Regions from separate parts of the Mus musculus genome. Here region 1 is linked to region 2. Evidence: chromatin contacts called from ENCODE POLR2A ChIA-PET data. All regions are on one chromosome and are shown on one strand. The core of a region is the stretch at or near the end of the contact, and the rest is flanking DNA. Distances in the headings are between cores, read along the strand shown.

What was found. ChIA-PET counts read pairs that join two places held with the same protein, here RNA polymerase II (POLR2A).
Region 1: POLR2A ChIA-PET joins it to region 2 with 26 read pairs in Patski. The contact joins the promoter of Ccdc66 here to the promoter of Tasor in region 2. POLR2A ChIA-PET finds 5 or more read pairs at or near these places in 4 of 5 experiments (Patski and embryonic stem cell).

The regions. Positions count from the first base shown.
Region 1 is chr14:27,505,057-27,510,246 of GRCm38, reverse strand. It overlaps Ccdc66 (coiled-coil domain containing 66), which reads left to right and starts at 1,787. Exons shown (of 18, transcript NM_177111.3): 1 at 1,787-1,825; 2 at 3,532-3,596; 3 at 4,584-4,609. The coding sequence starts at 1,815.
Region 2 is chr14:27,424,911-27,430,344 of GRCm38, reverse strand. It overlaps Tasor (transcription activation suppressor), which reads right to left and starts at 1,511. Exons shown (of 24, transcript NM_001114879.2): 1 at 961-1,511. The coding sequence starts at 1,276. It overlaps Gm52095 (a long non-coding RNA gene), which reads left to right and starts at 1,718. Exons shown (of 4, transcript XR_003951011.1): 1 at 1,718-1,803.

The DNA.
Region 1 (5,190 bases), core at 538-3,037, 80 kb before region 2:
ATGATATGCTTGCCTCATTCTTCTGGGATTAAAGGCATATACTACCTTAACTGGGCCTAAGCTTTTCATGGCCGCTATGCCTCAAGATCTGGATCAAAAGTATGTGTCATCCCAAGTCAAGATCTGAGTCAGAAACCCGTGTCTTCTAGCCTCATGATCTGGATCACAGGTGTGCCCTCCATTTCTGAACTGTAGTTCATTCCAGAAGTTGACAACTAGGAATAGCCACCACACCTGTATAGCCTAGGCTGGCCTCACACTATGGAGGACCCCCAGCCTCTGTCTCCTAAGTGGCAGCAGCTGTGGTTACAGAAGTGTACCAGACATCAACTGTTTCTCTGACACTCACTTTGGTACAGGATTCCAACGGTGTGTGTGGCATGATGGGGAATTGCCCAGTCTTTGAGGATTTCTGTTGCATAGGACTAGACTATCCTCCAAGCCCAGCTACCACCATCTTCAGGATGCTTAAATGGGCCTGTCTGCATAAGATAGCACTCCCTGATAGCAGGACTGGATAGGGAGGTTCGTGGGACTCCCTCCTGAGCATCCCTCTCAGCCAACCAAATCCAATACTGCTGTAATGACACGTGGGCTCTGGGAACTCAAGGGGAGCAGATGCCCAGCTATCACATCCAGCCGTGAGCTTGAGCTTGTCGCCAGCCTTGCTAAGTGCAGACTTTACATTTACTTTCGGATTGCCCAAACTCCTGAAAACCCTCCTGCATGCTCCGGAAGTGACCCTAATAATGTCTCTACTATTGGGATCCTAGGAGGAGGGAGGTAGACATTGCCTTCTTTTATTATTATTATTATTACTAATAATAATAATAATTTATTTATTTGGTTCTTTTGAGACAGGGTTTCTCTGTATAGCTCTGGCTGTCCTGGAACTCACTTTTAGACCAGGCTGGCCTCGAACTCAGAAATCTGCCTGCCTCTGCTTCCTGAGTGCTGGGATTAGAGGTGTGCGCCACCACGCCCGGCTGACATTGCCTTCTTACACTTTACCCTCAGCAGCTTCTTTATGGAAGTGACATTTGTTTATTTTTATGTGGGGATTAGTGGGGGTGGGGATGGGGGTAGGGATGGTGGTGTCTTGGAACTCACTCTGAAACAGGCTGCCGAGGGTGCGCCCTCCCCGACTCCAGTCTGACACCAGGATTGATATAGCTGCAGGAGGCTTAGCCCCCTGACGTGAGTACTGGGATTCTCTGGAAGAGCAACAAGTGGAATTTTGGGCTGAGTCTAAAAGCGTCAGCTGGGGTTATACACATATTCACATTAGATATAAGATCTGTAGTATAATTGTTAAGTGGTCAGTGACCCAGGCAAGTCCTTTTGCCTCTTCGTGCCTCAGAGATAGCACTGCTAACGACGGATATACGAGTTTGGTCCACACTGTGACTGTTGCTGCAGTATTTAAAGAACTTCAGCCTGTAAGGTGTGGGAAGCACGAAGAGACAGAGACATATACTCTGTGTCCTAGGCGTCACAAGTCCTTCAACTAAATAAACCTCTCCTCCAAATATAAAAGAGAATGGTTACATCTGTTGTTTCTGCCTATTTGGAAACCTCCATTAGAGCCAAGGCGGCTCCCCAAGGTTGGCGGTGATCACGAAGAAACCGCAGACGCCCCCGGAGAGGGATCTAGAGTCCGGGGAGGCCGGCATCAACGAACGGACCCGCCAGCATGTCCCACTGTGATTGGCTCGGCTGGCCCCCGGCAACCAATCAGCATAGCGTTTGTTGAGCAGCGGCAGCAAGCTGGGTACACAAGTGACCTGAGCGAGCTGCGGGTGGGCGGCGGGGCCATGAACCTGGGGTAAGCCGGCGGGGACTCGCTGGGCTGTAACTTTCAGCCGGCGCGTGGCGGCGGGCGGGGTTCCGGGTCCAGCGCGGACCGTGGTGTTGGAGCGCCCCGGAGGGGAGATGGCGCCCCAGAGGGCGAGATGCTCGGGGAGCTACGGCTGCCCCGTACTGAGCTGGAGCATCCTCAGCTGGGGCTGGACCGAGTCTGGGGTGCGGTCTTCATCTTCAGAAGTTCATCGTTTTAGGAAAACCAGCCACCAGACCTAGACGTAACCGCGCATCCAGAAGCTGAATGTTAGGTTCTCTTCTGGGAGTTTAGAAATCAATGAGGCAGCCTGCCCCGTAAGCTTGCGGGGCGGTAGTATAGAGACTTAGCAACTTCAGATTCATTCAAGAGGTTGCCTTCTAACGTACCCATGAGCTGTTTGTAGTCCTGCAACGGGGTGGCCTCTGACAACCTATATCTCCCAGATTGTTTCCTTTTACAAACGCAGGCACTTTGATTCTCGCTACCAAAGCAACTCTGAGTTTAAAGTTGCTAGTCAACCTGCTCGCCCTTAATTTCTTGGTTTGGTATTTTCTCTTTGACGTTGTCGTCATTACTGTTCATAGACACATAACGCCCACCCCGTTCCCACCCCACCCCCGTAAGACTGTGTAATACTGTGTGTAGAATCCCATCAGAATTTTGTTGACTTTAATAGACAACGTAAGTTTTGCTGGTAGTGTTTACCGTTTCTTTATGGTGGCGCTTTTGACATGTAAAGTGTCATATTAGCCAAAGTTTATTGTTTATTTATTAAGATAGTAATAGAGTCACTAAAGCAATCGTGTAGTATATGAAATAGTCCAAGTTGTGTGGAATTCTGTATTTAAGCAGCCGTCACATTGGTGACCATTTTAGCCATCTTTCAGTCGCGTCTATTCCTCCTTGGAATCTGTCAGTCATGAAATTGTTAAAAACAAAACAAAACAAAAAACGCATAAATAGCTTATCTATGTCTTGTACCTGGCTAAGGAGTTCTGGTAGCAGCATGGGACTTTTGGTATAGAGCTGCAGGTTAAAGGATGCTGCAATAACTGGGTTGCTTTATTTCTTACCAGTAACAAAAACCAGGTTTCAGGTTAAACATGACACATGCTGGCCTCACTGAAAAGTTGTAAGAAAGTCTTTTGTATTTTTTTCCCTCTTAGGTTAAAAAAAATGTGTATGTATGAACACATATATACACATACTTTTTAAATACTTATTTTAATTTTATGTGAATGGGTATCGTGCCTGCATGTAAGTCTGTGGGCCACTTGTGCTGGTGCCCTTGGTGACCCGAGGGGCCTTTACAGACACTTGTTAACTGCAATGTTGGTTCTGCTTGCCAAGAATAGACAGTGCTCCTCACTGCTGAGCTGTCTCTCCAGCCTTGAAAACAATATTTTAAAATTTAAAGACTACTTTGAGGGAGGTTCAGGCAGGTGAATCAGGAATTCAAAGCCAGCCTGGTCAACCAGCCTGGTCTACATACATAGTGAGTTTGAGGGCAGCTTGGGCTATGTGAATTAAAAGAAACAACCAACCAAAACCCCTGCTTTGATGGTCATGTGATTCCTGTATACATTCAAAGGTATAGGTTTACTTTCAAGGTTCATATAAATATCCCTGGCTGCTATTTAGTGAAAGTTGTTAAATTAAACTTGTCAAAACAATTTTCTTTTATATTGCAGAGATGGTTTAAAGCTTGAAACTGAATTACTGGATGGAAAAACCAAGTTAATACTGTCCCCATATGGTATGCTGTGTTTTTGGACGTCGAAAATGTTTGTATGTAGACTATGTGGTAGTTTAATAGATGTTTGTTTTGCTTGTATAGTTAAATGACACTTGGAAAAAGCCTCTTTTTAATGTCTACAAATTGATATTTATCCAAGTAAAGTCAGATTGTGACAGTGATCACTATTGTCTATGTTGGTTCATAAAATATATTTCATGTGTAATGTTTTTGGTGTTACCATACCTTGTTGCCTAATAAGTAATACAGGTAGAGTTCAGATAATTCTTAAAGATTTATTTATTTATTTTATGCATGTGAGTATACTGTAGCTGTACAGATGGTTATGAGCCTTCATGTGGTTATTGGGAATTGAATTTTAGGACCTCTGCTCGCTCCAGTCAGCCCCGCTCACTCTGGTTGGTCAGTTCCACTCGCTCAGTCCCTGCTTGCTCCAGCCCAAAGTTTTATTATTATACATAAGTACACTGTAGCTGTCTTCAGACGCACCAGAAGAGGGCGGCAGATATCATTACGGGTGGTTGTGAGCCACCATGTGGTTGCTGGGATTTGAACTCAGGACCTTCTTAAGATCAGTCAGTGCTCTTACCCACTGAGCCATCTCGTCAGCCCTGAGTTCAGATAATTATGTTGTGTGAGAAAGTTAAATTTATATAGTACAACTACAGTTGCTAAAGTCTTTTTTAAAATCATTAGTTTTTAGATTCAGTACAGTTTTTTAGTCTTCTCCGTCAATTACTTGCCTGATCACCACCACCATTTGTTTATTGTCTTTCCTTGGAAAGACTATTGAAATAAAAGTGAAATGGGAGTGAATATTTGAACCACCACATTGAAAAAGTGGGAATACTCAGGTGGGACTTGCGGTTAATGCTTTTGGGATAGTAATTTTATCCTAACATCTTAATTCGTTCTTAGCATTTTCTTTTATCACTGCCTTAATATGTTTTGGGTTTTATAGTTTAGTAATTTTATTTTCTTTTGTAGAGCATAAATCAAAAGTTTCTGTGAAGGTAAGCCAAGTGATTTTGACCCTACCTGTTTTCACGTGAAAAATGCATCTTTCCATTGGTTTTACTTATTGAGTCACAGCCTCTCCGTTGGACTCCGTGCAGATAGATAGGCAAGCTAGGCTGCTTTCGCTGGAGGATTGCCTGTGTCTGCTTTTTACTTGCTAGAATTGCAGACGAACCTTTATATGTACCCAGCATTTATGTGTGCTCCGAGCATCCATACATTGGTCCTCACAGTTTCATGGCAAGCACTTTTAACTACTGGGCTGGCTCCCTAACCTGAACTTTGTCTTTATAGTGTAAGAAGTATTGATGAGCTTGGTTAAGAAAAGGCAACATACTATTAAAAAGGTGTTTTATGACATAATCTTGTTCAGTAAGCTCTTGGGAGTAATTTGGACCTTGGTTGCTTTTCTTGCTCAGTAACCTGAACATAACTGAATCTTTATAGGGAAGTCTGACACACACACACATACACACACATTCTCTCTCTCTGTGTCTCTCTCTGTCTCTCTCTCTCTGTCTCTCAGCCTGCTTTCATTATTCCTCTTTGGTAGTGTGTACAATTGGACTAAATGTAC
Region 2 (5,434 bases), core at 262-2,761:
CATCCATTTAGAAAGGAACTTTCTTTATACTTTCATAATCTCAGTTGTGCAGAGAGTTGGTTACCCAGATGCACGGTTCCAATCAAGATTCTAAATCTTCAGATATTCAAATGACAAAAAAAAAAGATTTGGGAAATAAACAATTAAAAAAAAAAACACGCAGTAAGAAGGTAAGTGTTTAAGTCAAATCCAGAAAATTCCAAATTATCGGACAGTCAAAACCTACTCTAAGAAAAAAAAAAGTGTACGTTTTACAATATGGCACTAAGATCTCAAAAAGTAAGCAACCCAACTGTTCCTATAATCGTTTAAGAAAAGTCATTCTAGGCTTGGAAGTTATACAGAAGAACCTACGTAAGCTAATGCTTTTCCAAAAAAAAAAAAAAAAAAACTACATGGAAATGAAGTGTGATGGAAAACTGCATGGAGCGCATATACTAATGGAGAGTTTTCTAAATAGAAGACGCTGACATCGAGCACATTTCAAGTAGACACACAGAGCTGAAGAATTTCCACAGTGAGAAACACTTGTCCTTAGAACGCAGTGGCCTTGGAGAAAGCCTCAGAATCCATGGCCACAGGCTACTTCCACAAGCAGACTTCTCAGAAGCATCTTTAGGAGGCCACCATCAGCTTCTCTGCCTTCGGGGCTTGGGGGAAAAGAGGGGCACCGAGCACCATCTTTCCGCTCGGGGAGCCGCAGCCTTATGGAAACGCTTCAAACCTGAGCTACTTCCAACTTCCACGGGGAGAGGGGGAGCGGCGGAGCGTGGTTCCACCCTATCCTCTCGCACCAAGGGCGGCTGGGCGGCCGTGGCCGTGAGCGGAGAGGCTGCTGGCGCTTGCGTGCGTGTTTACGTGTCTCGGATGGGTGTGGGGAGAGGAGACAGAGAGGTCTTAATGAAAAAGATGGAGGGGGAGGGAAGCGAGAGAGGGGGTGGGAGGAAGGGGAGGCACCACCTTTCTTTTCTCTGCTCTTCCTGGGGATCTGAAAACTCCGCCTAAAAGGCCTTTCCGGCTCTTCGGCGCCTTTGGGCAGAGCGGCCGCGGCCGCTTCGGAGGTTTGCTGAGGCTGCTCGTGGCCGTAGCTCCGGGCGGCTTCAGCTGCCGCGGTCTCCTCAGGCCCCGCGCCGCCGCCGCCGTCGCCGCCGCCATTTTGTAGGGAGGACTCAAGCTCCGGAAGCGCTGGCTTCATCCCGTCGTCTCCGCCGCCGCCGCCGCGGCTTTTCCAGCTCGCGTCCGTCGAAGGGGCCTCCGTCTCCGCGGCAGTCGCCATCGCGCGGGCGTGAGGCGCTCCAGGGAGCTTCCGCCCACAAGGTCGACGGGCGTAGGGGAGGAAGGGCGGCGGGCCAGGCCGCCGAGGTCTCGGCCCACCCGGCCCCTCCGCCCCCGGGGACCGCACTCCAGCCACAGAGACGCCTCTTAACCGCCACCGCGGCCCTAAGCGTGCCTCTCGCCCCGGGAGCTGCTCCGGATTCGGGCGGCTTTTCAACCGGCCCTGGCTACCCAACGTGCTCGCGTCGGGCCCGGGAGGGGGCGGGGCCTCGGCGGACCCGCTCTACCAATAGAAATGCAGAGCCCGCCTCCGCGACTGCAGAGAGACCGTTCCAGGAGGGCGGAGCCTCGCGATGCCGAGCCCGCCAAAAGAGGAGAGTGCCACGCCCGGGGAAAGCGTCGACGCCATCGCTTCAGAGTGAGGGCTTGGGCTTGGCAGCATTCTGCGGATTCCTGGGCCCTGCCCTCTCCGCACTGCGTTTGACGGAGGCAAGCCCAGAGGACGTCTTTCGGACAGTACTCTTGCAAGTAAGCACCTTCTTTCCTCCGGAGGTCTGTGGACCAAACCCGGCACATAATTGGCTGATCCTGGTCGTGTGATCGGTCTGCTCTGAGCTGATCTTCCAAAGGACCAGAATTCGAGCTCCAGCCGACATAGGACAACTCAACCAGCAGTTAGTCACTTCAAAGAATCCAAGTCCTTTTCTGGCCTCGGAGGGCACTAGGTATACGTGTGGTGCTCTATCATAAATGCAGGCAAGCCACCTATATGCATAAAGACTATAAACAAACAATAAGAAAGGCAGTGAAGAGAGATAAGAAAATGGCCTCCAGTGATAAGCAGGGTGATAACATCCTATTCCATCCAGACTTTCTGCTTTCCCAGTAGATCACGAGCACTGGTCGTACTCCAGACCAAAGCACTACATAAGCAAACATTCAATATTTGGGATTCTTCCGCACAATTTACAACCTAATGATGGGAGGCACGAATGCTCGCACACCTAGAAGAATGTTCGACCACCTAGAAGAAAACAATTTGATAGTGAAATGAAGGGAGGGCCTTTCAATAGTTTCTTTCTAGGTAAGGGGTTCTGAGTTACCATCTGTATAGACACATTCTCACAACAGATACCAAGTAGATGCTTTTGCACAATTTAAATGTTGAAATTTAGGCAAATTGAGATGACAAAAGCCAGGTCTAATTTCATCCAAAGTATTTATACAGCCTAAGGCCTAGTTTTCAAGCAGCTCCGGCCCAATAATGCATTTGATGAAGAAACACGGGATACTTTTTACTCAAGATCTCTAAGCAACAGCAGCAGGACGCCCAGGTCTTTGTCCCCCAACACCTCAATATTACTGAAGGAATTGTTAGGCCAAGATAATAAACTGCAAAAGAGCCACAGCCTCTGTCAAGTGATTGGTACTTGAAGAGCTCTCCAAGAGCAGCAGAGGATCTGGGATAAGCATCCATTGTTTGGCATCGTGTGTAGTGTAAAACCTGCACCTCTGTGAACCAAATCAAGGAAAAGTGTATGTAAATCAGTTATTAGTAAACAGGGTAGGTGCTTGGGATTTAGCTGAGTTCACGGAGATTGCCTAACATATACAAAGTCCAGGTTTTAATCTACCAGCACCAAATGAACTGAGCATGGTGGCACACCCCTGGGAAGGTAGAAGCAAGAGAGAAATTCAAGGTCATCCTGGGCTACCTGGGGATTAGAGGCTAAGGTAAAAAGTACATTTTAAAACTTTCCTTTTTTGAATGGTGAAAGAAAAGGGAAGGTTTAGAAAAACTCCTACACTATTTTAGTCACTTTTTCATACTGGGGAGGATGAGCTTGATGGCACATACCTATTCCCAGCCCTCAGGGGGAAGAGGTAAGAGGAGTTATACATGTCCAAGGTCAGCCTGGACTACACAGTAAGACCCCTGTATCAAATAAAATAAAACAGGAGAGGGCCAAGAATGTAGCCCAAGTTGAGACTTTGAGTTTGCCCCTAGAATTCTGGCAGCACAAAAATAGATAGACAGGTGGGTAGATAGATGATAGATACATAAGATAGATAGACAGACAGATACAGACAGGCAGAAAGAGTTAGGAAAAGGAGCATGCTTTCTTTACCTGATGTGAAAGAAGATCAAAACCTAACACTTTGCAGACCTTACATGGTAACTTTCTTTTTTCTAAATGTTCATCTTTATCAAATTAAAAGTTACCTGGGAATTAATTAGATAGTGGTGCTCTCATTTAATAATCCACTCATCAAAAGCCAGTTTTCCTTGGAAGAAGACTATGTATAGACAGCCAGAGTTTGATAGGAAAGAATTTTTTTCCATTGGTATTCTGCCTGCATGTATGGCTGCATGAGGGTACCATATCCCCTGGAACTGGAATTACAGGCAGTTATGAAATGCCATATGGATGCTGGGATTTGAACCTGGGACTTTTGAAAAAGCAGCCAGTGTTCTTAACCACTAAGCTTAAAACTAAGACCTTTGAGAACCACAGATCACCTACAGAGGTTCAATCTCATGAAGTATTGTTCTAACCCAAATCAACATTTATTTTAGAATATTAGTATCTTGGAGATTGAAATTTATATTTTTTAAATTGGGATGCTCTAAAATATGAAGACTTTGTTTTTGTTTTGTGATAGGGTTTCATGTTCACCAAGCTGTCCTAGAATAACTAATCCTCCTGCCTCAGCCTCCTTAGTGCTGAAATTAACACATGGGTATGTGCCACCCTTCTTAAAATGAATAAAATAGTAATTTTAAATTCTGCTGCATAAAGCTACTAACATTCAATATTAGAAATACTTGCCAGCTGTTTATTGGGACTGCTAGGTACCAAGGATCTGACTCTAGAGCAAGCAAACAGGCATAGTTACTTTTATCAAATTTACAGTTCAGTGGGGTGGTGTTTCTAACATCATCTGTAGAATAACTAGGCTGAGGTGTTAGGATTGGTTAAGGAAGAGCAAAGGGGGACAGAAATTTGCTAAGTTCCAAGCACATGAGAAAAGTCATAGCAAGATAAAAAGAATATTCATGTACTGGTTTCTGTTTGTGCCTCTGTGTGTGTGTGGGGGGGGGGGCAGATATCCGGGGAGAGGAACTACCACAGATGCATGTAGTTCTGAAGGCAGAACTGGCACAAGTTAAAAGTGTAAATTTTCTCTTGTCTCCACCCAACAGTAGTGGGAAAAGCAGCAAGAATCCTAGAGAATAATATTTAACAGAACAAAGTTAAATATTGGGACCACAGTTTCCTTCTTAAACTTACAAACAAATATGTATCTAGTTCAACTTTATGTTTTGTTAATTTTTCTAGTTACTGTATATGGCTTTCACTATATGTGCATCCATACATATGTCATTCTATTTTGCTCATATTTCCCCCTCAGTACCGTCCTCTGCTTCTCCACCTCTTCCCAGTTCTCTTTCTTCCTTCTGTAAGACAGCCTTTCCTGCTTTCATGTGTCTCTGTCCTCCTTCCCCTCTCATATATGTATGTACACACATATCAGACAAACACTCTATATTTTCTCTTATATAGAATGTGTTATATCATCACATCTCGTTTATGTCTCATTTATGCAGTATTGAATCAGACCCAGTTTATCCATTGCTTGGGATAGCATCCAGGGCTTCTTTCTTATTAAGCAAGCACTCTACCAATTGAGCTCACTGTGTAGCCCATGATGGAACTAATTTTACAATCTGGCCTTGAACTAATAGAACTAATAGAACTCCTTCCTAATAGAACTAATAGAACTAATTGAACTAATAGAACTCCTTCCTCATCCTCCCGTGGGACTTTTGAAGGTAGACTAAATGTATTTTGCATTATGCCATGGCTAAGTATGACCCCCATAGACTAATGTGTTTGAACAAGTCTATGGGGCCCAGGGAGTGGAATGTGGTGGTTTAAATACACTTGGCCCATGGGAAGTGGCACTATTGGGTGTGGCGTTACTGGAGAAGGTGTAACCTTGTTAGAGGAAGTGTGTCACTGTGGAGGAGGGGCTTTGAGGATTCATATGCTCAAGTCTGGCCAATGTGTTCCTGACTCTCTTCCTAGCTGTCTGTGGAAGACAGTCTTCTGGCACTCTGTGGCTCAACTCTCAGCTCCTCCTCCAGCAACGTGTC